Regions from separate parts of the Mus musculus genome. Here region 2 is linked to region 1. Evidence: chromatin contacts called from ENCODE POLR2A ChIA-PET data. All regions are on one chromosome and are shown on one strand. Each heading gives the region's core, a stretch centred on a gene start or an enhancer-like site at or near the end of the contact. The rest is flanking DNA. Distances are from core to core; before and after follow the strand shown. Region 1 holds the start of Irx3 (Iroquois related homeobox 3). Region 2 overlaps Fto (fat mass and obesity associated).

What was found. ChIA-PET counts read pairs that join two places held with the same protein, here RNA polymerase II (POLR2A).
Region 2: POLR2A ChIA-PET joins it to region 1 with 21 read pairs in Patski. The contact joins the enhancer-like site here to the promoter of Irx3 in region 1. POLR2A ChIA-PET finds 5 or more read pairs at or near these places in 2 of 5 experiments (Patski and embryonic stem cell).

Annotation. Positions count from the first base shown.
Region 1 is chr8:91,800,245-91,802,944 of GRCm38, reverse strand. It overlaps Irx3 (Iroquois related homeobox 3), which reads left to right and starts at 1,291. Exons shown (of 4, transcript NM_008393.3): 1 at 1,291-1,980; 2 at 2,147-2,700. The coding sequence starts at 1,705.
Region 2 is chr8:91,575,380-91,578,079 of GRCm38, reverse strand. All of the region lies in intron 8 of Fto (fat mass and obesity associated), which reads right to left. Among named protein-coding and RNA genes, the nearest start is that of 4831440D22Rik, 110 kb to the right of the region's middle. Within about 2 kb of position 1,344, at least 1 of the 3 ENCODE cell types and tissues checked has a DNase peak (open chromatin) inside an H3K27ac peak, as active enhancers do.

The DNA of each region.
Region 1 (2,700 bases), core at 42-2,541:
CTTTCCACTGCACACACTAATCCGTGACGGTGGGCACTTGGACACTCACATTTCAAGTTAGATTTAGGAAATATCCTACCATAAAACCAAAGTCTTGCTCCCCGCCCCCACAATGCACACTCTCTACGGCTCTGGGGGAATTCTCGCCAAAAGAAAAACGCTGGGTCTGGGGACCAGAGAGCGGAAAGGGGAGGGGGATAGTGAAATGAATGGTCGCAATTAAAAAAAAAAAAATCACACCAACATAGAAACTTCTCGGAAGAGCTTTCGGAAAGTTCCCAGAGCCTAGGCTCTAAGTTTCTCTGCTCCTCCCCCACTCCATAGCCAGGAGCTCCACCAACTCCTTGCTTGTTCCACCAGACCACCTAGGCGCCAAACTCACTATTTCTTGTGAGGATTCTCAACAAGGTACCCTGGAGGTGTAAATGTAGCAAACTGCGGGGTTCCCCCGCCCTCCCCCCACCCAGCACAGAATAGGTCTTTTAAAGCTCGGAGAGGCAGCACTCCCAACTCCCAGGCAGCACGTTCACTCTTTTAGCTGCAGGCTTAGGCTTTGGAGAACGACCTAGGGACCAGAGCTGAAAAGTGCAAAGGGAGCCACGGGGGGGGGGGGGGGAGGGCGGGAAGCCCCGGAAGCCTGCCTTGGTCCAGGGTCCTGTCCCAACCCGGAACTACAGCTTCGAAGGGGGCTGAGAATTGAGGAGTTGGAAGACCTGAGGGGCTAGGTGACCCTGTACTAAGCCGCCACTCGTGGTCTCGGCTCTCCCCTCCGAGTGCGGGCAGGAGGGGGCGGGAAGAGACTGAGTCCAGTCCCGCCCCGCCCCGCCCGGCGCTCTGTACTCGCGGGGGAGGGCCGCCTCGCCCAGAAGGCTCCCGGGTGATTGGCGACTCCAGGAGGAGACGCAGGGAAAAGTCGAATAAGAGGGCGCGACGTCAGACTCGAGATTTGGGGAAGGGTGAAGGAGGGGGTGGAAGGGCGGGGACGGACACACAGACACTGACGCGGACACACACCCCCCGCACAGCGTTCTAAGTGTCTTCAACTTTAAGCCGCCTTAGCTCAGGGTGCGGAGACCGGGGAAGAGGGGAAGAGAGAACGAGAGAGTAAAGAGATTTAAAAGAGAGGAGTCAGACTAGGAAAAGTGAAGAGAGCAGAAAGGTGAGCAAAAGCAACCGTGAGAAACAGAAAGAGCAAAAAGAACCGCAGTTTCCCAGCGTCCAGGACTGCGAAGGAGCCTCGGGAGCGGAAGCGGCCAGGGGTGGGGTGAGGGGGGACGCAGCGAGGGGAGGGGAGAGGACAGGACAGGAGGAGAGTGTAAACTAGAGGAGGGCGAAGGAAGCGAGGCGCGACACAGCTCCCGGAGAGGAGGGCAGAACTGAGCGCCTAGCGCAGAGCGGCTCGCCCGGCCTAGAGGAGGGAGTGCTGCGCAGAGAGGAGGGGCTTGAGGCCCCGTAGAAATGTCAATCAGAGCCCGGAGCCCAGGGAATCTCGGCCAATCTGTTCGGACCTGACCTGACTCCTCGCTGCCGCCGCTGCCGCCGCCGCCGCCCGCCGCGGAGCAGATCAATAGGCGAACGCGGAGCGCGACGCAGCGCGGCCCGGGCTCGGCCCAGCCCCCGATGCGCTCCGGAGCCGGGGTCCGGAGCTGAGCACGGCGGCTCGGGGGTCCGGGCCCCCAGTCCGTAGGTGCGCCGCGGGCCACCATGTCCTTCCCCCAGCTCGGATACCAGTACATCCGCCCTCTCTACCCACCCGAACGCCCGGGAGCTGCGGGCGGCGGTGGAGGCGGCAGTAGCGCTGGGGGCCGGAGCGGTCCCGGCGCCGGAGCCTCCGAGTTGGCCGCCTCTGGGTCCCTATCCAATGTGCTTTCATCAGTGTACGGGGCACCCTACGCCGCTGCCGCAGCTGCCGCCGCCGCCGCTCAGGGTTACGGCGCCTTCCTGCCCTACGCCACGGAGCTGCCCATCTTCCCACAGCTGGTAAGAGCCAGAGAAACCCGGGAGAGAGGGGTTGGAGTTGGGGTGTGGGGCAAGGTGAGCGTGCAGAAGAAAGCTGGGGTCCCGGCGGGAGGATAAAGGTGGGGACGGCAGGAGCTCACTCGCGCTCCCTGCGCGCGTGTCCCCTTCCTTTTCCATGTGCGTACAGGGCGCTCAGTATGAGCTGAAGGACAGCCCTGGCGTCCAGCATCCGGCCACGGCCGCCGCGTTCCCGCACCCGCACCCCGCCTTCTACCCCTATGGCCAGTACCAGTTCGGGGACCCGTCCCGTCCCAAGAACGCCACCCGGGAAAGCACGAGCACGCTCAAGGCCTGGCTCAACGAGCACCGCAAGAACCCGTACCCCACCAAGGGCGAGAAGATCATGTTGGCCATCATCACCAAGATGACCCTCACCCAGGTGTCCACCTGGTTCGCCAACGCGCGCCGGCGCCTCAAGAAGGAGAACAAGATGACGTGGGCTCCCCGTAGTCGCACGGACGAGGAGGGCAATGCTTATGGGAGCGAGCGGGAGGAGGAGGACGAAGAGGAAGACGAGGAAGAGAGCAAACGCGAGCTGGAGATGGAGGAGGAGGAGCTCGCAGGAGAGGAGGAGGACACGGGGGGCGAGGGGCTGGCCGACGACGACGAGGATGAGGAGATCGATTTGGAAAACTTAGACAGCGCGGCAGCCGGGTCGGAGCTGACCCTGGCTGGGGCGGC
Region 2 (2,700 bases), core at 95-2,594, 220 kb after region 1:
ACATTTTGCATTTCCACCAGCAGTGTATATACATTACCATTCTTCTTTCTTCATCAACACCTGTTAATGTGTCCTTTTGGTGACATATATTTTTAAGGGGGTGCTTACATTCTCTTAAAGCATCATAACTTTACAAAACTAATTTTAAAAACTGACTGGATATTAAGGACTCTGACCAGCTGAAGCAATTCTGGAATTCTACAGGGTAACATGACGATAAGACAAATGTGAAAATGACAGTGGTGAAGAAAAAGGGGAACTCATCTTTGCTTACACTTTGATAAAAATGCAAGACCGCATCTAAGGAACTGGAGGGATAGCTCAGCAGTTAAAAGTATTAGCTGCTCTTCCAGAGGACCTGGGTTTGATTCCAAGCACCCACATGGGGCTCACAAATATCTGGAACTCCAGTCCCAGGCAATCTGACACGCTCTTCTCAGGCCTCCTCAGGCACCAGGCATACATGTGAAACACATCCATGCATACAGGTAAAACACCCAGATACATAAAATAAAAATAAAATTTAAAAGTCTTAAAAATTAAATTCATGGCAGAAAAAAAAGGGGGGCCTTGGAATGGTCAAACTCAGAAGTAGAAGATGACTTCCTAGCTCTGATCTTGCCCAAGTTCTTCATTTTATAGCAGAGTGAAATGGGGACCAGAGAACCTAGCTCAGAATGCCCACTGGCTCCTGTTTAAATGGGGGCCAGAGAACTTAGCTCAGAATTCCCACTGGCTCCTGTTTTCTGTCGGTAGATGTTCCAGGGAGGCTGGGTGTGGTAACACAGGCCTGTCATTCCAGGACTGAGGAGGCTCAGACAGGAGAATAGTGAGTTTGGGGCCAGGCTTTGCTGCACTGTGTGATACCAGCTTAAAGTACAACAAAATAAAATTCTGATGAATCAAAGAAAATAGCTGCAAGGTAAGAAAACCAAACCAAACCAAACCAAAAAACCAAAGAGGCACCGCACGGCTGGTGACTCCAACTCTTCTTCGCCCCAGCACACGCTACAGCAATTAAAACACCCTGACGGTTGTTGGGCTTTAATCACTTTGTGCTGCCCGGGACAGGACACATTGATGGACATGTGCTTTGCAAAGTCAAATAAAACCACAGAGTTGGGTTGTCACTGGCTCCATTTCTTTAATTTACATAGTCTCAGCTTGCCTTTGGGGAATTTACAGACCAAAGCAAACCTGTCCCCTAGAGACGCTGTGGCAACAGTTCTCTGAGCCCAGCTATTCCCTTTGTTGTTGTAGTCACTTAGAATCAGAGGCTCGGAATGTTAGCAGGAGTCCAAAGGATTTCCTGGAGACAGAGAGGGACCAGGGTAGCCGCCCCTGAAGTCTCAGGAGCTGCCCTTACCTAAGTGAGACACCCCATTTGGCATCTGACTAAGGCCCAAACTCCCAGAGTTGGGAGTCTGCGCATCCCGTGAACATATCTGTTCCCTGTTTTCTACCATAAGGCTGCTCCGTGCTTTTCTTTGAAATCTGAGTAGGACGTCTGTGACCTGTCGGAATACACTTGCTTGTTTGCTTTCTCCTAGGTTCTCCTTAATGCAATAACGTGAAATGTCAACATGGGGGGTGACAAGTAAAACCCCCAGTCAAAATAAGTTCACAACCAAGCGTGAGAAGGAAAAGAAAACCATAGCAAAAGTGGTTGCCCAGGTTCTGACTGGAGGCCAGGGGCCAGCAGAGCGTTAAGGGGACACAGACTCAGAGATCCCAGGATGCTCTTTGTGCTGACTTTACGTCGCTTACAGGCTACAGACCCACCCTGGTAGTACTTCTCAATGCCAGAGGCATACACAGAACAGAGAGGAAAGCCAAAAGTCTCGGTGTTGTATGTTTCCGTTGAGGTGGAAACAGCCAAGTGATGGAGACGTCTGCAACGCAGTGTAGAGACAATTAGCTTTTTCCAATCTAACTAGCTACAGATTTTGGGAGGATCCAGCCAGTTAATGGTACATTCTTACTGGAGGCAAAATGAAGTTATAAACAGCAAGAAGATTCGCCTACAAGCCAGCCATCAGCTGCTAGGGTCATTCACAATGCAGGTCTACCAAGCAAAGATGCACATGGTGCCAAGTTAGGAAGGATGCATTGTTTTATGCAGTTTCTGATACATCTCCCCCTTTCTTCTTCCCTCTGGTGGTGCAGGCCAAAGGCTGCACACCTCCCCAGGCCCTAAGCTGAGAGAGATGAGTTACAAACCCAAATCCTAGTGTTTGTTAAGGGGATTTCTGCATTAGGTTCTTTGAAACTTTACCCGGAAAGTCTTCCCCACTCCTCTTCCGGAGGAGAGACCCCTGCTGCGGATCTCCCTTTGACTCAGTGCTGGATACAGGCAAGCATAAATCCTGCTAATGACTTCTGCCTGTGGCTGACAGGTTCTGGTCTGGGGTAAAAGCCTGGTCCTCAAAAGCTGCTTTCTGTTTATTTCCAAAGAGGATTTACTGCATGACTTCTTCAGTGAGCATCAGTGTCCCCCATGAAGGCTGTCAGCACCCTGGGTGCTCCATGCAGAGGGGCCTAATTCATGATGTCAGACCTGGTACCCTAAATATTCCAACATTTAGAATCCAGAGTCATGTTTGGTAAAATCTAAAGCCTCTTGTAAAAGTTTCCTTTTTTGGAGAGGGGAGGTTACTTCTGGAACATTCTCTGCCCTTGGGACTGGCACTCTCGATTCTC